Linked DNA regions of Homo sapiens: region 2 is linked to region 1. A link is an interaction called in ENCODE POLR2A ChIA-PET data of the cell type or tissue named here. Cell type or tissue: GM12878. All regions are shown on one strand. Links, peaks and the distances in the headings refer to the core of each region. The heading gives the core; the rest is flanking DNA.

Evidence for each region. Peaks named below come from ENCODE experiments on the same cell type or tissue, not always from the same donor. Only the 100,000 strongest peaks of a DNase experiment are listed, where the experiment ranks them.
Region 2: POLR2A ChIA-PET joins it to region 1 with 10 read pairs; 3 of 35 experiments call an interaction of 5 or more read pairs at or near these places.

The regions. Positions count from the first base shown.
Region 1 is chr1:43,576,390-43,587,401 of GRCh38, reverse strand. It overlaps PTPRF (protein tyrosine phosphatase receptor type F), which reads right to left. Exons shown (of 34, transcript NM_002840.5): 7 at 8,482-8,592. Among named protein-coding and RNA genes, the nearest start is that of PTPRF, 51 kb to the right of the region's middle. RefSeq lists enhancers at 4,888-5,157, 5,319-6,140, 10,944-11,012. In GM12878, for the core only: no CTCF peak of the experiment used is centred there; a DNase peak (open chromatin) is centred at 4,991.
Region 2 is chr1:43,505,320-43,516,331 of GRCh38, reverse strand. No RefSeq gene overlaps it. Among named protein-coding and RNA genes, the nearest start is that of PTPRF, 20 kb to the left of the region's middle. In GM12878, for the core only: no CTCF peak of the experiment used is centred there; a DNase peak (open chromatin) is centred at 6,181.

The DNA of each region.
Region 1 (11,012 bases), core at 962-8,961:
TATCTTCCAAATCCATGTATTTCTCTCCATACACACAGGCAACTGCCACCACCAAAGTCCAAGCCATCATCATCCTTCCCTGAGTTGCTGCAATGTGTTCTGCGTCAGTCCTCCTGCCTTGTTGTCCACTGCCCCAATTCCTGCTCACGGGCCCTCCACAAACAGCTGGCACAAATCTGATGCCACTCCCTGTTTAACAAGCTCCTGCATGGCTCCCAGTGACTCCTCTGCCCAGCCCAAGAGACCCTACCTAATTTAGCACTTGCTTCAACTCCTTCCACAGCCTGCCTTACTCTGGTGCTCCAGACAGAACCCAAACCCTGGCAGCCCCAGAGACCAGGCCTGACAGGTGCTGGTGGGCTGGATCTGTGTCCCCAGGTTCACCTAGGGCATGAGAGTATCTTGTAGACATTCAGGGTTCTGCTTTCTCCTCAAATCAATGAGCATTCCCATTGTCTTTAAGGAAACCACTTCTACCTGCATTCTTCATACATGGGGTGTGTGACCCAGATCTGACTATGGAGAAACAGCCTTTGGACTTCCGCAGAAACTATTAGAAAAGCGACCTTCTCTCTCTACTGAGGTAGCTAAGCTTAGAGCAGCTGGGGATGGCTTCTCCCAACACACAGGAAAAGCTGCTTGAGAACAAAGATGTCGACAGAGGAGAGGAGAGCTCAGAAACAGACAGACAAATGACTGGCCAACCTGTTTAAGTACCTGGATCTAGCCCTGCCCAGCACCAAATCTACTACACTTTTCAGATTTGTAACACAGGACTTCCTTGTTTTGCTTACGCTGGTATAAGTGGGTTTCTGTCATCTGTTCTAGTGCCAGGAGTCTCTACCAATGATGACAGCATGTCACAGACACAGTTCTTGTGGCAGAACAGGTGGATCCCGGGGCATGGCTGGCAAGTGTCTCATGGCAACAAAGGACTCTCTGAGCACGCACCTCAAATGGTCCAAGGTGAGAGCAGGAGGCTCAGCCAGGACCACCACCCAGCCCAGCGGTGCATGCCCTCCCTCTGCTCTGGAGATGGGCCTCAGGGACAGGCACAGGCAGGCAAGTCTGTTTGCAGATCAGGTCCAGGCCTGCCACAGAAGCGGGGTGGGGGCAGCACAGAGGAGCAGCCTTAATGAACTAAATCTCTCCTGTCCTCTCGGCCAGTGGGTGCCCTGTCTCCTCCTCTTCATGGGAAGGGAAGCTATGCTTAAGCACCTACTAGGTGCAGGTTTCCATGCTGTAGATGCTATCACCTGCCAATTACAGTCAAGGGAACTGTTTTAAAACCAAGCCACATGACCAAGTTTATATACGTAGTAGGAGTAGGTCTGTGTGATGAAAAACTGTCACCCTTTCGAGCCCTAGCTGACAGGCCTGAAAAAAGACCCAGAAGGCTCTGGGGAGAAGCATCAGAATTAGCAGAGGCTGGCAGGAGAGGACGCTGCTCCAGCGGGCGTAAGGATGGGTTTAGACAGCCTGTGCCAGGGAGAGGTCATGATTGCAGGCTTGACCCCAGTCGGTGGTGGAATCATGGGGCCTAATCACGTCGTTGGATACCAGGACAAAGAGCCCCAGCAGAAGGAAGTAGGTCCTTGGCCAATAAACCTTGGGCACCAACCTAGAAACTTGACTGGACTTTACCCCCAAATTGTCCCTGGAGGACAGGGTCTTCAGGCCAAAAGGCGGACTTCATGGATCAGCCCTGGAGGTCAGGCCAACGCCCTGAGCCACGTCTTCTAAAGCCTCCAACTCCTGCGGCTGTCAGGAAATTGAGGCGCTTCACAGAAGAGTTGTGTTTATTTTTTCCCTCCTAGATGCAGGGGGCAGGGAGAGCTCTAGGGGCTAGGCATAAGTGTGAGAGGTCAACAGTGGCCTTTAGGGTCACCTGCAACACCAAGCAAGGGCCTCAGGTCCAGAGGCTCCTGGGCACACCACCTTCACTCTCACAAGGACACTGGGCTTCAGCCACGCAGAAACGTTACTGAGACTGAGACATTTTCCATGTGAGGGAGGTCAGGGTATGTCTACAGAGGAAGGGTGGGGGAAACAGGCAAGGGACAACCTCCTTGTATTCCAAGTGCCAACAGGGACCCGCATCCTAGACCTGCCCAGACAGCCACCCCCATGCCAACAGCTGGAGTGGCTGGCATCTCACTGCAGCAGCCCCAACCATCCTCCACCCACTGCTGCAGGCACAGGGCCTCCAAAAAGGAACAGGCCTCACCCTGGACAGTCTATTGACAGAAGCAACAGCAGGGAAAGAAAAACTGGAGCTGGGAAAAATGCACTCAGGGTCTAATCTTAGGCTCCAACAATGCCAGTATATTACCGTTCCCTGTGCATCCTTAGTGCTGACATTTTATAGACAATTTCCAAAACAGGGCCCTGCCATTTCTGGATTATATTTCAGCTGTAACTTTTAAGTCTAATTATTTGCGCTGACAACCCCCTATAATAGGGCGGTGCGGCGCCCAGAGGCATCAGCATTCAGTAGAGTGACAGCCTAATCGCAGGGGGAGGCAGCCCCGCAATCTGCATTCACTCAGAGAAATTTCTCTGATGAAAATAACACAACATTAAGGAGGGGATGAGGGGCAGGATCCACTGTATCAAGATAAAATAACTCTTTAATAAATAACCTTGTGGCTGCCGCAGAGCAGTAATTAAATGCCGGCAAACCCGGCACACAGTTTTAAGTAAAGCTGGAAAAATGTAAGATGCAATTATCAGCACCAAACAAATTACCAGCCCGGCAAATCCCCCTGGAATATTTAGAAACTCATGTCTGCCTTCCCGCTAAATATTTGTCCATGTGCTTATTTTTGGTGGGACCATAGGGTGGGGTGGGGGAAGGGAGGGGACGAGGGACCAGGAGGGTAGAGGAAGGGGCATGGAAGGAGCCACTCTGGGCTGGGCTGTCTCTGCTGATGACTGTTTTCTGGACGCCCTCGCAGATCTGCCCGGTCAGCAAAATGGTGTAACAGAAATGCCCCAGTGCTCAGCTGTGCATATGGATGGATGCTCAGGGCTGATATCTGAGCCTAGGCTATAGCCCTCCTCTCGACCGGCTCCCTCACCCTCACAGAGGAAACTCAAGCCACGGAGGATGTGGCAGAGGGAACGAGGATGGCCTGGGTTTGCTCCCTGAGGCTCAGCCTGTCCTACACTGCTATCCTGAACCCCCAAAACCCAATGGACAGGTGAGTCTCCTCTGACCACACAGACCATGTGATACATGAATGACCACTAGCCCCTGCTGCCAACCCCAGCATCAGTGGTGGGGGTCTGGCTCCAAGGGTGGGGCGGAAAACCAAGCCCCAAACAGACCTGCTCTGGAATGGGCTCAAGGACAGTCTCCAGGAAACCCTTCCTAACCTGTGGCTGAGTCAGGGGCCACTTCCAGGCTCCCATATGGATCCTGCTAAGTTGCAGCTGACCGTTCAGTTACTCCAGGTAGAAGCAACTTGAGTCTGAATGCAAAGCATCAAGCTAAGGAATGTCAGTTAGCTGGCTGGTGGGCTAAATTCCACCCTCAAACAGACACGGGAGCTAGCTGGGAAGCTTGGGCAGAGGGGCCTGGGGCAGGTAGGAGGATCTTAATTTGGATCTGGCTGGAGAAGGAAAAGACAACCTTATGGGAGACTTCCTCAGGGTGCCAAGATGACGCTACTCACCCTGCGCCATGGACACCAAGCTCCCTGAGGCAGACCAGGGCTGACTGCCCCATTAAGCCCTGGTGGGGGACCTGAGGGCCTCAAGGACAGGGTACACACTGCAGGACTTTTGCCCTGTGCTGCAGGATACTGGGAGGACAGCCTGCTCTAGCCTCTCGCCTTAATGTTCCAGTAGTTTCGGCTGAGCCTGGGTCTCTAGGCGAGGAGGGCGGTGAAAGGTCCCACAGGTGCACACAAAGCGCTACAGGTCTTACACCTCTCTCTGACCACAGCCCCCCACAACCATTCCTGAGCACCGCCTGGATCAGACAGCTGGCCCGGCCTGGGTGCAAAGGTGGGGTACAGTTTCATGCCATGCAGCATGCCCACCCCACCACCCTTGCAGGGGAACCAGGCTAAGGGGACATGCAGACACGTGGTGCACCAGGGACCCAAGCAGCAGGAACATGCAGGTCAGGGGTCTGCCCACCCATCCCTGGTCCTGCCTGCCCGCCGGCCCAAACAACAGAGACTGGCAGGCAGGCACGGCGCAGTGAGCCTGAGGGAGCTGACCGAGCCCGCTGGGCCCTACTGACAGGCGTGTCCCATCGATGGGCGAACTGTAGATGGATAAGAAGTGAAAAGGACCAACCTTCTCGCTGATCTGAGAGATGAGAGTTTGGGTTGATGGCAGAGTGCGATGAAGATGAGGAGGGAATAAAAAAAAGACAAGGAGAAACACAGAGAGAGTAAAAACAGGCCAACCTTCATCTGCCCACACAGCACGGAGACGAGACGAGACTCCTGTGCCCCCTCGCACACACACATGCACACAGGTGCACACGAACCACATCACTCACAAAAGACTCAGGACTCATGGAGGACATGGTGGACAGGGCTGAGGCCCGCCAGCAGGCGCCAGGGAGGCCGAGGGTGGGGCCGGGGCAGGTGAAAATGGGGCACAGGCAGGCCCCCATGCCTCACACGCACCCCACAGCTCAGACAGACCCTGTGGACCGGGCTCTGGGGTCAAGGCCCACCCAGCCCACAAACCTGCCAAGGTACAGGAGCCACTAGAAGCCACCCCCACACACACCACCGGTGTAAGGAGCATGTCTGGGCACCTGTGGGGAAAAAGGCACTGTCCCTGTTTTAGACAGCTGTGGCCCGCAGCCAGGTCCCTAGAGAAAGGGGGAAGGCTGGTAGTCCTGGCACAGGTAGGCCAGGCTCTGAGGAGGGCAGGGCTCCACCCTGGCCCCAGCAGCTGTACACCCAGAGAGCTGTAGATGGAAGGAGAGAATGAGTCACTCAGGGAGAGTCAGGTGGTGAAGGAGAAAGGCTCTGGCCCACCCAGCATGCCTGGGCCTGCTAGACTGTGGGTGGAGCTGCAGGCAACTGTGAACAAAGTCAGATGTAACTGGATGACACATCCCCCCACAGTGCTATCCGAGAGGCTACTGACTAGTAGCCGAGTGCTAGCTGCAGAGGCTACTGACTAGCAAGTGCTTCCTGTGTGCCTGGCAATGTGCCTGGTGCTTCACGTGTACTGTCCCATTAAATGTAGCAGTCGCGTGGCCTCAGAGAGCGACACTGGGAGCCCTGAGAATTTGGGGGACAGAAGGGAGATGTGAGGTAGACACCGAAGCCAAGTCTGATGAGGAGACGAAGCCTTGCGGCCAGTGGACACAGGTGAAGAGAGTCAGATGGGTGGAGACAATGGCAGTGGGAAGCCATCAGTAATTTCCCCCAGGTGACACGTTGCAACGTTTGTTTTGACTGAGGGGTGCCACTGGCATCTAGTGAGCTAGAGATGCTGCTAAACACCCTCCAATGCACAGGATGGCCCCTCACAACTAAGAATCGTCCAGCCCAAAATGTCAACAGTGCTGCGGCTGAGAAGTTCAGGGCTAGAGCCCACATCAAGCCGTCTGAGGCTCAGGAGCCTGCTGTGGGAGGAAACCTCGAAGCCTCTCTGCTGGGAGATGGGACGGGGTGCAGGCCAGAAAGCAGGCTGGCACTGGGGACTCCTCCACGGCCATCCACCCACAAGCAGGGCTCAGGATGCAGAGCTGGTGGTCAGCCCAGTACAGGCTGTCCCCAGGCGCTGGGGCTGAAGGGCCCCTAGTACTGCTGAGGGCAGAAGGCAGGGGTTTTGCCAACCATGAGATGACGAGCAGTGGGGGCACCAGAGGCAAGGCACCCAGGGAGCAGGGCCTTTCAGGTGTGCCTAAGTCCTGTCAGTAGGACAGTAGGGCCTATGGGGCAGGTTGCTCTTGGCAAAGCAGGGTGGTGTAGATTCAATTAGGGTCTACATGAGGCAGGTCCTGGGGACAGAGCTTAGAAACGGTCCTGAGACATCAGGGCCTAGAGGAACGTCGTATGTGTGTGTGAGAGAGACAACAGAAGTCAGGTTTGGCTGTTTTGGAGTCCCTGGCAAGTGGGGCTGGAACTAAAGGAACCCCCGTATTTCCTACCAAAAGGCATGTGGGGATGGAGCCAGAAGGGTAGATTCAAGAAGAGCTGGTAGAGTTAGGGGTTGGGCCATGGCAAGAGCCAGTCAGGGCCCTGCCTGAGTCTACCATGTGTAAACAGGGAGCCCCACAGACAGGGATGCTCCAAGGGGCTGCACATAAGAGCTCCCTGGGCAGTGACTGAGCTGCCAGCTACAGCAGCTGAGCTCAGTCGATCTCCAAAGAGACCCACTGCTCTGCCTCCAGGGCTGGGGCCAGTGTAACAGTGACTTCAGAGAATGCTGCCTAGTCAAGAGGACAATGCGGGGGTCCATCCACCTCTGGGCCTTCTTCTGCCTCAGCACTGCCTCCTGTAGCTGTGCCCTGGGAAATGTGCCCATAGGCCACGCCCTTGCAGCTGGCTTGGGTTTACAGTGGCTCTACTGGGCCTCTCCTCTCCCTGGTGCAGCCACATGCAAAGGCTTTCTTGCTGAGGCCTGGAACTGCCACTCTCGACCCTACAGTCTTGTGAGCAGAGCTCTAGAGAGCACAGCATTTGCGATAGTCAGGGTGGGAGGAGGCAGATCTTTGAGAAGGGTCATTCCAGCTGCTCCTCTGTTGGAGTGGACTCGCCAGCCCCAATGCCTGCCAGACACTCTGCCTGGGGCAGGGTGGGGCCAAGGCTGTGCCGCTTACAACTCCACTCCTCTAGGCCATTTGGGAAGTTTTCAGGCTCTTGTTCCTGAAGACAGACAAGCTGACCTGAGGCCTGAGCCTTGAGGAGTAAGACACCTGACAGTAAGCTAGGGGACCTCCCATCCCATGCCCCCAACTCTCATGAAGCATCTTTAATAGTCTCTGAAGCACAATTTGCCCACCACAAATAGTTCCTCTGCAGCTCAACTGGTCACCGAATGGGCTGGCAGCCTGTGGCCTCTCCAGAACCACCCTCTCCCATGACAGACAGCAACTCCTTGATAAGTGTATTTTGGTTGACAGCCTTGACAGCCTAATTCTCTCTGCTCTGAGTAAGCAAGTCTGACCACATGGCCCCAAAGAGTCGGACAGGCCACCGCCATCACCCACCACGTGCACTGGGTGGAGAGTCAGACGACACCCCTCAGGAAGCCGCGCTAAGCACTTGGCGTGATGGAATCATCACTGCAAGGAGCCATGTCCGCTTTCCTTTACAATCCCCTGGGTGGAGACAGTTGTACTTTTTTTTTTTTTTTGAGATGGAGTCTTGCTCTTTCACCAAGCTGGAGTGCAGTGGCGCGACCTTGGCTCACTGCAACCTCTGGTTCAAGCGATTTTCCTACCTCAGCCTCCTGAGTAGCTGGGATTACAGGCACGCGCCACCACGCCCAGCTAATTTTTGTAGTTTTAGTAGAGACGGGGTTTCACCATGTTGGCCAGGATGGTCTCGATCTCCTGACCTCGTGATCTGCCTGCCTCAGCCTCCCAAAGTGCTGGGATTACAGGCGTGAGCCACCACACCCGGTCAACAGTTTAACTTTTAATGACATCCATCTGTACAAGAAGGCTAGGTGAGGGGACAGTATGAGGGTAGAAGGGGCTCTCAGGGCCCCTTCTGGGCACATGTATACCAGACCCAGTGTGTTCTCAGGAAAGGGCAAGGTGGCCAGCTTTAGTCACCCCTAGGCTGTGAGCATAGCAGAGATTGGAAACCCCAAAACAGTCCCCAGGTTCCTCTCTGCTGGGAACTTGGACTTCCAGAAAGCACACTGTCCACTCGCTCCCAGCAAAGAACATCTGGAACACACCAGGTGCTCACCCGAGGCAACATAACCACAGGGGCTCACAGCTGAACACAAGGGTTCCTCCAGGAAGGCTCCAGGAAGACCTGGCCAGAGGATAGGCTCACCTGGCCTGGTCCGTTCCTGAGGCCTTACTACCCCAAAGCCCAGAGCCATGGTGGTTCTGGAGCCCACCATGCTGCGGCAGGCAGGAGGATGTACTGAAGGAAAGCCAGGCCAGGTATGCATGCATTTACACACAGATAAGTGTGCCCGTGTGTGCACACACACATGCACATACACCAAGAAGTCGGATTGGATGGCTCCAAATTCCCATGGGGCTCCGGGCCCATGCGGCAAGACCTACAAAAGATACAAATGCTCCCAAGAGTGGCTGCTTCCCCATGGGCCTGCAAGGAAGGAAGGCGAAGTAGTGGCAGACGCCAGGAACTTGCCCAGTGGGAGCTGTTGCTGCTGCTGCAGAAAGAAGCAGGAAGGAGAAGAGACTGGGCCCATGGCAGTCCCTTGCGTGTCTGCACCAAGGGCTCTGGGCAGAGAGCCCGGCAGGTGCAGCACAGCTCTGTGGTGACAGGGGCCAGGCACTGCCTGAGTCCTTACCTCGCACATACAGGTTCGCAGGGGCTGAGTAACGTGTGCCTGCCGAGTTGGTCGCCACACACTCGTACTTGCCTTGGTCGGATTCCTCACTGCTCTCTATCTGCAAGGCACCTGTGGGTACACGAAGCGAGAGGTCAGGCACGGCCCATGTCGAGTGTGGCCTGGAACACGGTGAGAGGTCTCGACAGCATCTGTGGCTGATGTTGACCAGATGTCGAAGCTCATCCAGGCCACACCCTGGCACCCCTGCTGCTTCCAGGAAGCTCTCCCTGAAGAGCCCAGTGGCCTCCTGTCTAGAACCAACGGTTGTGCTTTGGAGCACAATCTCATGCTCCCCACAGTCCAGCAAGACCCACCTTTGCTCTGCCAGGGACTGTACCCCAACCCCCAGCTCCATTCAGTTTCTGCCACACTCTTGCCAGTACTGGAGCCTATTTCCCAATCAACATCCCTGTTAGTGTTCCTGGCCCCGCAGCCCCACTAAGCCAGTCAGAGCCAGGTGTGGGAGCAGCCTGCAGACTGGCGGGCCTGGGATTCACAAGCACGCCATGCCCTCATCAGGCTGGAGCTTGAGAATTTGCCGCCCACCAGGAAGGAATGGGTTTGCCCTGGGGGCCTGGTGCCCAGCAGCCTCTGCTCCCAGCACCATCTTCCCCTCCTACTCCACCCCCTCCCCGCCAGCCCCACCCATTCCAGCTCCACTCCTCAGCCCGGTCCTGCTAAAGTGCTTCGACCCACCACGGCTCCTGCATAATTCAAGAGGCTAATGGAGGTTGGAGCTCTCACTCGGGCCAGTGCCCTGAGGGGCTGCTCTGGCCGCAGACGGACAGACAGGAGCCAGGATCGGGGTGGGTAGCAAAAGGACCCTCAGAAAGGGTGGAGGAATCTTGGGCTTGAGGCCAGTTCTGACAGGTCCTGGCGGGGGAGGCCAAGGCAGAGCGGCAAGGTGGGGGTGGATCCACTGGACTTGGCCGTCCCCTGGCCCCACCAATAAACACTTGAAAAAACTGCTTGTGAAAGCACACTGGGCAAGCTGTCTGTGACAGACACACCCCCGGGCACAGGCAGCACACCCCTCCCTGGAACAATCCAACAGACAATTACACCCACACAGGACGGTCCAACAGTTAAGAACCCCCACAGGACACAGTCTGACAAAACCACCTCCTGCACAGAACAGCCAGCCTAACCTGACAGCCCCCACCTTCCCAGGGCCCAGGCTGATGGACAATCACACCCACACAGGACATGGACAGAAGCTGCCGGGCCCCCCCTGCCTGGACTGGACAGGAGCCAGAGGAAGAGTTCCAAGTCATGCTCTCACGGTTGGGGCCCAAAGGGGTACCACCCTGGGTCTGACCTATAGCCACCTCACTACCTGATGTCCCTCTTCCACCATCTAACCCAGGGCAGCAGGAGGGACTGGGAACCCCCAGGGGGCTGGCAGCTGGAGGTGAAGGAAGAGGGGAGGCCACCAATGCAGGACACAGGACCAGCCTGCCTCTTTGGTGCTGGCCTCAGCCCTCCCCACCAGATGCCAGGGAGCACCAGGGCCCAGTGCACATGCCAAATACCATCTCCTTTAAGAGCAGCCCTGATGGGCACCCAACAGGTCATGCTGATGGGATGGATGGACACTAGTACAGAAAATGTTCCTTCAAGCAGGTCGGGTTCAGGCCGCTGAGGGGTCGAGGCTGCCCTAAGGTCACCTGAGTGAGGCAGGGGGGTGTGGGTGGGGTGAGGGAGACCTGGTGGCTGGTGCCACAGGCTTGGGGCAGAAAGTGGTTCCTGGGTGAAATTTCTGACCCAGAAAATAGGAGGTTCCTCTGCAACAAGAGCCTAAGAGTGGTCAGGGGGCCTAACAGAGACTGGGTGCCTATTTGCATACAGAAATCCCCAAATCTGGAACCAACACCAGGACCCAGGAGCAGGGACAACAAAGAGTCACCACAGGCTGAGTAGATGGGCAGGGGGATTGGGGGGCTCCCAGGTGAAGCAAGAGCCAGCCTCCGGGTGATGGGCAAGATAGCACCCAGGAAGGCAGCTGCTCTTGCCTGAGACCATCCTGGTCCTGAGCTCTGAAGGTCTAGATGTGCCCAGACACTGAGAGAACTGGAGAGAAAATGATGTGAATAGACAAGCCACCATTTTACAGGTGTCTGCTCTGCGCCAGACACTACACATCCTCCTCTCCTCTAATTCTCATGACCCTGTGCGGCAGGTGGCCGTGACCCAATTTAAAGAGGAAATACACTTCTGAGAGATGAACTGAGTTTCTGAAGATCACATAGGTGGTAAGTCAGATTTGAACCTGGATCTTCCTGAGTCCAGAATCTGTGCTTTTAACTCTTAGGCTGCAGGGCCCTGCTGCGTGGAGGCAGCCTAGCGGGGACTCCGAGCTGACAGGTCAGGTGATGGAGTTACGCACGAGCCTGTTTACCTCCCTGTTGTCATCCTAGCACCTACACAGAACTCTTAAGTGAACATTCCTCCTAATCCTTGCCAGGCTGAAGGGATGATCCTCATTCTAC
Region 2 (11,012 bases), core at 2,092-10,091, 72 kb after region 1:
CTTCCTGACAGTCAAAGGAAAAAGGGAAACAGGCTTGATTATGTGATTCCTAGGTATCCTTAAGATTAAAAACCAAAATAAACTAAACTAGGTGTTAAGGAGCAGCTTTGTTTTTTCAGTTCCTTAGACCTAAGAAAAATTTCTTCTATTGAGAGGATAATACATGAACTAGTGAACATCCTGGATACTAGCCTACAGTGAATTTATTTTATTTATTTATTTATTGTTTTGACACAGAGTCTTGCTCTGTCACCCAGGAGTGCAGTGGTGTGATCCTGGCTCACTGCAACTTCTGCCTCCTGGGTTCAAGCAATTCTCCTGCCTCAGCCTCCCGAGTAGCTGGGATTACAAACGCCCATCACCACGCCCAGCTAATTTTTTGTATTTTTGGTGGAGACAGAGTTTCACTATGTTGGTCAGGCTGGTCTCGAACTCCCAACCTCAGGTGATCTGGCAGCCTCGGCCTCCCAAAATGCTGGGATTACAGGCACGAGCGACCGTGCCCAGCCTACGGTGACTTTAAATATTTTTTGACAGTTTCATATAATGCTTCTTATTGTCATTAGAGGAATTAAGCTAGAGTTGTGCTATCCAATACGGTAGACACTAGCGACATGGGGCTATTTAAACTAAAATTAAATAAAAATTGGAAATTTGGTTCCTCAGTCACCCTAGTCAGTTCCAAGATCTCAATGCTTACATGGGCTAGTGGCTTCCATACTGGACAGTGCCTGTAGGGAACATTTCCCTCAATGCAGAAAGTTCTGTTGGACATGCTGGTTTGGAGGGCAGTTTAGTAAAAACACATAAAAGTTTGGAGTTGCAAATGGTGGTGAAAGAGTGATGCTGTCTCAACTTTGGCCAGGGCAGAGCTTTTAAATCTACTTTCATAACCTCACACATTGAGAACAGGGACAGAAAGACGGCTTGGGGAGAGGAGTAGAAATTTTATTTTTAAAAATAGGACAAGGCTTAACATAGATATATTTGGGCTTTTGAACATGGAGTGGTAGGATAAACTGAGGACCACCAGGGCACACTTGGGGAACAATGTTTTGGTTAGTTGAGCTGTTTAGCTAATGACTGTGCTTTTGTTTTGCAGAGCACCCTTTGGCTGGCTTCTCATTTGCTGAATGGTATATTCAGGCTGGCAGGATTTTTATATACAAAACAGAGGAGGGCCAGAGCCAGCCTGGCAGGGAGAGGCTGTGGAGTGGACAGTGGGTGGGAGAACGGGAATGAGAAGGGGAAAACTGGCTAATGCCTTTGGGAGAGATGCTAAAGGGGCATGGATTTTGAAGGAGATTCTCAAGGGATTCTGCTGTGCATAGGGTCATGTAACCTCCTCCAGCTCTTCAAGAAATGTTCAGTCACTTTGGAGTCGGATTTGTACTGAGGGGCATTTCATGGTATGTAGGGACTGACTTCAAGTCTGGTCTTGGGTGTCAGATGCAATGGCTCAAGAGGACCCAATCATGTGTGGGTTAAAGGCTGGGCCTTTTCTGGGATTTTCTCCCCATCGAGTGATACCCAGCTGCATCTTGGTTAAATTGTTCCTTTCAAACTTCAGAGTATAACTTCACTAGGACTGCCAGGCTTGCAGATTTACGGCACAAAGAAATGAAGATTGATCAGCCTGAGAGGGGATGGAATTTGGAATACCAGCTCCAAATCAGGGGGAAACCGTGGCAACCACCTTGAGATAGAAATGACAACTATGGTGGTGCAAGTTCTTCTCTGTGCCCATATCTGCCTTCCTGAAGCACGAGATGTACGATGACCAGGGTAACCAAAGGGACATGTGGTCACCTGACTTGTCACCAGACAACAGCTCTTTCCGCATCATGACACAGGCCATATGCCAAGAGGGGATGGATCTTGGCAGTATGAAAAGTCTGTCTTTCTTGTCGATATTCCACCAACAAGTGGTACCCATCTCCACCCCAGCCTTCCTCATCTGGAAAGAAACTGAGGGATTGAACAGCTGATAGCGTGTACCAGAGTCCAGGGAGGTAGAGGCAGACTACTGCAAGAGATTAGAGGAGACTACTAGGCCAGAGAAAGTGCTAGGTGGTTGGAAGAGGTTTTCCTCCTTCTGGCCTTGAGCAGGTGGCCATTTGGGGTGCAGTGAATGCCCGCATGAAAAGGCCCTTGCTTACTAAGGTGCTGTTTGGGTTCAGCCATTTCTGAAAACGTTTCTCTGGCTACTCTCCTCATGTGCTGAAAGAAACACTCAAGTCAGATGTCAACAATGATTTCGTACATTTTTCTTTGATTTTTTTGTTTGAGACAGGGTCTTGCTCTATTGCCCAGGCTGGAATGTAGTGGTGCAAACACAGCTTACTGCAGCCTCTACCTCCCAGGCTCAGTTGATCCTCCCACCTCAGCCTCCTGAGTAGCTGGGAATACAGGCATGTGCCACCACACTTGGCTAATTTTTGTTTGTTTTGTTTTGTTTTGTTTTGTAGAGAAGCAGTCTCACTATGTTGCCCAGGCTGGTCTCAAACTCCCGAGCTCAAGTGATCTTCCTGCCTTGACCTTCCAAAGTGTTGGGATTACTACTGCATCCAGGATTTTGGGATTTTGTACGTTTTTCGATGCCTCAGGTGTGCATTTGTTGACTGATATGGTTGTTTATGACAGATTTTTTCCTTCCTTGCATGCTTAGATTGTATCTTGGAGTGAAATCATCCAGAAGTGTGGAGCAAGGCCAGTGTCAGCTGTGACCAGATTCCATCACATCTGTGAAGTGAGCAAACATGGTGGCATCTAAGGCATGGTGAACTACACACCTAGGAACAAAGGATACCTGGCATGAGAGGGAACAAGAAGGCACCCATGGGGGAGGCTGCAGTCTCTCCTGGCACTGGCGCTTCCAGGGGGTGTGGTTGTTAAGAACCCACGGTTCAGCCAGACAGCCACAGACAACCTTTAGGACAGGCAGCCAGGAAGACAGCTAGGGGGACACATGTGATCTGACCAGGTCTGGGGCAGCAGACGCAAATTGTTGTCACTAACGAACCATATGGTGATCCACTGCCACTTTCCAAGGCCTGTCTTTCTTTGGCTACAGCCAAATTGGAGAATTAGCTGGTATGTGATAGGAATCACCAATTCTGTATATTTCAAGCTGTTTGTGGTTTCACTAACATCTTTAATTATCCCAGGGATGTAGTCTAGCTTTACTTTGTTTGGCTAGGGAAGGAGAAGGCAGGAGATCATACTAGGTCCTTCCTCTGGAAAAAAAAAGAAAGCTCTTAATCCACGTAGATCAAGGATCTGGTGTGGGAATGCAGGCTGCTGGTGCTATGGATTTCAACGACACCTTCGGAAGCAAGGAGAATGACTGCAAGATAGGGTTGGGGCCTTGCTGGGCCTTCCATGGGGTGGACTCAGGTCAACAGCTCCATTTACCCTGACCCCATATATTCCCACTCTGACCACGGCATCACGGTAGCATTCTGGAGTTCTAGAAATCGGTGTTAGCTCAGAGATGGTATCCAGGTATCTTGAAAATGTCAGGGGCAGCCTCAGGCCCTGAAAAAGGATAGAGTGTTAGGAACAGTAGGGATCAGCTCACCCTGCTGACCCACCTAGCCCTTGCCTCCCTCACCACTCCCCCTCAGAAGGTGCATTACTCAAGATTCTTTCTGTTGCACCTGAACAAGAAAGGACAATATATTGGTTGACATAACTCAAAAGCCCAGGGTGTGGAAGAAAGTTTAAATTGTGCATTGTGCTTTTAATGTGAGTCCGTTATAACCAGTATTTGTTTTTCTTGTATAACTTATGCAAGGGGGAAAAAAAAACACTTTACAAATACTTTTTTTCCCAACACCAAGAAACTATACCAGCCTTGTACTGCTGTTTGGTTTAAATAAAACAAGAGCACTGAAGTCATACTCAGTTCAGGTGAAATATTACAGGGTTGCTGGAAAGTTCAATTCCTTATAACGAACTTACAAGGAGTAAATACAATTTTCTACAATAAACAAGCATCATAGTCTCAGGGTTAAGGGTTGTAAAACAATAAACCATTGCAGTTAGAGTAGAATGTCAGAGGAGAGCTTCATGCATACAAACTGCTCAATATCATGATGACAAGGTATAAAATAAGAATAAATGTAATTTGAAGTAAGATCTTAACTCCATATGGTTAATAGTCTCTCTCTTTCTCTCTCTTTCTGCGTGTGTGTGTATATGTGTCTCTCTTTCTCTGTACTTTCTACCTTTCACCTTACTCCTAATTTTTGCCACACAAAAAATTATGTCCAGTCCAGTGCTTTGCATTCTCAAAAGCACTGTGTCAATAACTATTCATTCTCTGAAGATTCCTTATTTATTGGGATTGAAACCTCTGGTTTCAATTACAATGTTAAACAAAGATGAAATAATAGACTGGTGCTTATAATATTTTATTTTCTCAAAGCCTAGACTAGATACTCAGAAATGGCTGGGTTCAAGGACTCATATAACTGTCATCACGTTTCTCTCTGTTTCTGTGCCTGTCTCCATCCCCCTCCATCTCTCATCTTGGTTTATTCTCTGGTTCACATTGCTTGTTGGCCTCATTCTCTTCTATTGCAGAATTATTCCTTCACATGGACAGTGAAAATGGCTAAGGCAGCTCCATCTTCCACTCTCAGAGAATACAGGAGCATTTTCTTGATAGTTCTGGCAGAAAACTCCCAGGGAAGATTCTGATTGGCTCAGCTTGGTCATGTGCCCATCTGTGAACTAATCACTACGGCTAGAGATTGGAAATGGAGTAGTCTGATTTGCAGGCTCATGTCACACACCCACCTTTGGGTCTTGAGGATGAGGACTGAGTGGGGATCAGTGCCCCCTAAGCCACATGGAATGAGGGAGAGGTGGTTCCCTAAAGGAAAGAATGCCAGCAGACAATCTTGATCTAGGACAAACAGATGGAAGGTGGTGTTATATCAGGTCGATGGGGATAATAAAATTGTGATGTTGCTCATCAATGGCCATTTGGCAGTAAGGCCCAATACTCTATGAACAGACCAGCTTTTTTTTTTTTTTTTTTTTTTTTTTTTTTTTTTTTTTTTTGAGACTGAAATACTCAGGCTGAAATACTGAAATACAGTGGCTTGGTCATGGCTCACTGTAGCCTCGACCTCCCAGCCTCAAGTGATCCTTCCGCCTTAGCCTCCTGAGTAGCTGAGACTACAGGTGCATGCCACCATGCCCAGTTAATTTAAAAAAATTTTTTTTGTAGAGATGAGTTCTCAGTATGTTGCCCAGGCTGGTCTTAAACTCCTGGGCTCAAGTTATCCTCCTGCCTCGGCCTCCCAAAGTGCTGGGATCATAAGTGTTAGCCACCGCAGCAGGCCCAGACCAGCATTTTTAATGCTGATATGCGTTATCAGAATACATCTAAGGAATGTGAATTTGGAGCACCATTCAGGTGTGGGCTGTTGCACCCTTCACTTACCAGCACTGGATTGGGTATTGGGAGGCATGCTCAGGGGATGCTCCAGTGGCCTGTAATTCCAATGTTGTTTTCATGTGCTGTGAAGGTGCAGCTGCTATGTTACAAAGGTCATGTCCTCGTATCACCGAGACCATCTTTAATGAGGGAGCGTAGACCATTTGGAATGGCAAAAGGGTCTGGAAAAGAGGCTTGGCTGACAGCCTAGGGCAATGCTCAGAAGCTGTACTTATAGCCTTGAATTATATAACCCAAATCTACCTCTCTGCCCCAGATGAATGTGGTTGACTGGCAAAGAGCTTTGCTAGGAAGATGTCTAGCTGTGGTTGACAGTGAAAGGGAAGAAGTAGGTCTCTTGGCAGGAAGGGTACAAAGCTTCTCTTATGGCCCGAACGCCATTCTCTAGGAATGACAGAAATTGCCCTAATTATTAGGTATTGTACAGGATTCCTTGTGCCTCATACATGGTCTGTGGAAGCAGTTGGTACTGTTTCAAAAAGGCTACCCTGCGGCACTGAGTCCACGCATGATGATTTTAGGCCTTGGGGAGGGAACAGATGCTGGGGCTAATTAGGGCATGATTCCTCTGGCCCAAGATGGCAGAGGATGTCCAAATAAAATGTGACACCTGCGCCCCAGTGCAGTTCATAGAAAACACTGCCCACCAACCCGCCCTTCTGGAGATGACTCAGCATGGGATGCTTTTTGAAACTGGCACACCTTGATTGCTGTCTTCTGAAACTGGACAGTCAAGTCTGGAAGGCGTACTTCCTCCCATGCCCAGCTACCCCAGCAAAGATCAAGAAGCATACTCGGTGGCAGGAGGGTGTTGGGAAAAGTTCTTATCAGTTTTTGGATTTTCTGTTTTGAGATCATCTCATCAAAAAATGGTGAGATTCTAAGAATTATTTTACCCGCAGAACTTCAATTGGCAAGACTAGAATTGCTCCCCAAGGGGACTCCCCAGCCCAAGGGACTGAACAGAACATAATTAAATGTGTTTGGCATGCTCTATGCAGATCGGATAGGGCCTTGGGGCTGGTGTGAAGATGTTCTCATCCACACGCTGCCCCCGGAACGGTGCTGCTGACTGAGCACTCTCTATGGTGATAGTCGGGCTGTAGCCATGATCACTTGTTGATCTTGTTTTGGGCTTGGCAACAAGGAGACAGGGACAGTCTCATTCAGGATGCCACCAAGCTGAAGGATAAACTCCAAGTGGTTTACGGCTTGTCACTGCACAGAAAACAAGTTCAGAGCCTGTAGAGCAGACATCTGTTGTTTTGGCCTGCTCCAAAGCCATTTATCCTTCCCCCCGGTCTTTACTTGGGGAGTCACATCTCAGCCACTCTCAGTCTTTGCAGTTTAGGGGGAAGGGCAAGGGCACTAACAACAGCCTTTAGGCAATGAGAGATAAAGGCACATTCCTGATGATATTGTTCAAGCCAGGGGTTGGCAAACTTTTTCTATAAAGAGCCAATAGTAAATATGTTCAGCTTTGTGGGCCATGTGGTCTCTGTTGCAACTACTCAGCTCTGTGGTTGTAGGGTACAAGCAGCCATAGACAATATGTAAACAAATAAGCACGGCTGCATTCCAATAGAAAGTTATTTACAAAACAGGTGGCAGGCTAGATTTGGCTCACAGGCTGTCATTTACCAACTCTTTGTTTAAGCACCTGGATCCAGCTGAGCCTGAAGCTAACTGCCTCTGTGATTTTTCAGTGAATGAACCAGCAAATCCCCCTTTTTCCCTGTAGTAATTTGAGCTGGTGTTCTGTTATTGCCACTGAAAGATTTCTTGCAATTTATCCAGGTGTAGAGCCAGGTTTGCAGACTGGAGGTTGAGTTTCAAAATGCGTTTGGTGGCCCCAGATAGGCAGAAAATAGCTTAGCAATTGAGAAAATTCCATATCTGAGAGGGGATGGGGCAGGACTCCTGACAGTTTCTAACATGCAGCCAGAGGCCAGGGCTGTTAAGGTGGTATGTCCAAACAGCAAGCCACCCAAGAGAGACCTGGAAGAGTGGGAATCCACCTGTCTGAGGACACTGACTATACCTCCCATGACAAGCTGAACAGGAAATGCCCCAGAGAGGCCAAAGAGAAGCCAGCCTTCTTTTTTGATGAGGCGTGAGTAGGAGGAGATGGATGGTGAGGAGGCGGATGGAGAGACAAAGTTGACCGGTGACCCTTTGAAATGAAAACCCAGTGACACCTTGACCCCAAGTTGGGGCGAGACACCCATACATCTGTGGGGATGTGGGAAGCCCTCTCCACCACACTTTCTTTTTTTGAGCTGGAGTCTTGCTCCATCACCCAGGCTGGAGTGCAGTGGGGTGATCTCAGTTCACTATAACTTCTACTGCCCAGGTGGGGAGATGAACCAAGGCCTCCTAGGGGGCCTCTGGCTAAGGATGCCCAGGTTTTACAACCCAAATCAGAGTTGCGATTCTTGTGCCTCAGCGTCCTGAGTAGCTGGGACCACAGGCGTGTGCCACCATGCCTGGCTAATTTTTGTGTTTTTAGTACAGACAGAGTTTCTGCCATGTTATCCAGCCTGGTCTCGAACTCCTGACCTCAAGTGATCCTCTGCTTTGGCCTCCCAAAGTCTCTCCACCACACTGAATCTGGAGACAGCAAAATATAATGAAGAGGAGAAGAGGAGCATCAAAGGACCAGTGATTCCCTCCTAGCCTGAGTGGTGGGTGGAGAGCTTGGTGGTGAAGCAGAAGGGCATGAGCTCCCCTGGGGGCTCAGAGAAATCCACTGGTCATACAGGTGAGGGTTTAGAGGATGGTTTTGCCCAGGACAAACACTCCCACTTGTCTAGAGGTTGTCTGCTCTGTGGGGCAGGTGGTATGCCCAAGGCCCTTGCTGCCCTTCATGTGGAAGGGATTTCCATCCCCCTTTATGAGGTTATAGGAAACTCCAACCTCAACAGACTTCCCATTTCTTAAGGGGTTGAATCCTTTTCTGGAGGGGAGAGGAGCTGGGAGCAGATGCCCTTGGACTGGATCGGGTTCCAGGCCTGCCTCACCAGCTGGTGAGCAGATGCCAGGCGACAGACCCTGCAGCAAGCAAGGGGCTCTGCTCCCAGGACGGGAAGAGGCTGAGAGTGGAGGCTGGAACATGCCAGGGGAGCGTGAGAGGTTTGCAGGTCTGGGATAGGAAGAGTTTGCACTGAGAAATGATTACAGAGAGACTCTGTAGCCAATGCTGTCTGCATTCTGCCCCTATACCCCTGGGTCACTTTTGCACACCAGCCACCTGAGTGCTTTCACCTCCAACAGCCTGCACTCCATCTTTGCCAGAGGCTGAGCTCAGGCTCCTGGAGCCCATTTTAAGTAAATGCAAGGAGGGTGCAAGTGCCTAGGAATGCATGTGGGGCAAGGGCAACCTTTACCAGTGACTAAGGGGCTCGGGCTATAAACCTTGCAGCTCCACTGCTCCCTGGACAGGGTCATCTGACATGTGACCTGCACCAGCCTCAAAGACCTGTGAAGGGATTGGGCCAAAGTCACCTTCTGTGGGACACTGATCAATAGCCCACCCTTACTTAACCCCCTTCCTTTCTTGGTCCCCACGCCTCACTCTCCTACTGGCTCTTCCTGGGAACTCTTCTTAAATCACCTGCATGCGAATCTTCCTTCCAGGGTTTGCTTCTGAAGAGGGAACCCACGTTGAACTCCCAGCTGCTAAAGCCATTGTCCCTGTGGCTCTGTGAGCTGAGGGATCTGACCCCTGATGGTGGAGAGCTAGGAGGCCAGGTCTTGAGTTAGTAACCCCAGGTTACCAGGTGTGGGAAGGCGCTCCACACATGTGCATGAGTTCCAGAGGCGTTTGGAGTGAATCATTTGACAAGGGGCATTGCACAGCTTTGAGAATCTGGAATGTCTGAAGCCAGCTGGAGTGGGAACAGTTTAGCCAGGGTTTCCTAACAATGTTAGACCCTCCGGAATCCGGAGGGTCACCTGCATTCCAGCCCTTAGTGAGCGGGCAGAGAGGGAGGCAACTCAAATCAGAGTTGGGAACAGAGGGGAGATGTATGTGGGGAGCTGGAGGTGAGCAGGTCCCAATCTCAATAGACAAGGCCCTGCTCTGAAGGTTGTCTGTCAGCCCCTGGCCCTGGCAGGACACCGCTCCTGGTATGTCTCTGAGGGGGCAAGTTTGGTCCATTGGAATTGCAGGGCCAGAGTCATACAGCCTCAGGGACAGCCCAGAACGGCCCAGGGCTTTGTGGCACCCTCCACCCTCTCATGCCCTGGAAACATGAATGGCTTACGGCAGTGAAAGCCATCTGTGGCAGACAGTGATGTGGAGAAGGAGCTTGGCAAAGACTACCTTTCCCCTGGGAGGGATGGGTGGGAGTGCCATAGTGGGTGGATAGAGCAGCCGCCCCAGGCAGAAGGTTGGGCAGGCTGGCTTTGTTCCAGGTGAATCCCAGGACTTGCGGACATCCTTCCACAGAGTCAGACAGGCTCCAGGACATCACCTGGAGCCTGTCCAGGGTGCTGGTGGTAATCACAGGGGTCCCCTGCGGGCCAGGCTGGGGCTGGCAAGAACATCCCTAAGGAAAGTTTCAGAGTTGAAGGCAATGGATGAGGGGAGGCGGGGAGGGGACGAGGGTGCTGTGGGGCTGGGCTGGAGCTGGAAATAGCATACTCACTTCTCTTTGCTGAAGACCACAAGTATTTCCATCAGGAGAGGGTGGGGAGATGAACCAAGGCCTCCTAGGGGACCTCTGGCTAAGGATGCCCAGGTTTTACACGCTGACTCTGAGAGGGTGTCAGGGAGGAGCTGGAGCACACAGAAAGAGAAGGCAAGGAAAAAAGGTCGGAGAGCAAGGAGAGGAGTGTGCAGCCGCTGTGGATGGGGAACTTGGGGGAACAAACTTGTGGGGAGCATGATGACTCCTGTGTCATCTCACAAAACCTTCAGTAAAAAGTCCACATTATGCGTCACTGCCTTTGGAGTTGGAATTTTGTTTATTTGGGATGCAGCAACATGCCGGGACAGTCCTCAAGGCTGTCAGGAGGAGCAGGCCCAGCCCGGCGCAGTCCACTCACCAGGCGACATGATAAGCCGGCGAGACCCAGAGAAGGTTCAAGTGGGGACATGAGAGAAGACCTTGTGCTTGGAATCCAAATAATCCAAATGAAGACCTCCTGTTTCTGCTCCTCTGTTTTCCAGAACAAACATGATTCCATGCAGTCCGAAAGAGGGCGGTTAGGACAGAAGAATGGCTACGGGATTCAGAGAAGGCGCCCAGCTCTTCTCTAGCATGGATGGGGAGTGCGGGCTGTGTTGATTTGGAGACCACCTCCAGCCGGACTGCCTGCCCTGGCCTGGAGAATATTTCAGGGGACCTGTGTCTGGGGAAAAGGGGATTGGGAAGCCCCCAGTGCCTGTCTTGAATTTGGTCCTAGGCCCATGAAGTGTGAGTCCTTCACAGCTATAAAGGATTCAGGAAAAAATGGAGGGACTCCAGGAGATCCTGGGAAAAGCAGTGGCCTTGAGCAAGCAATAAAGCCACTGCTGAGTGGAGGAGGGGCCCTTTCC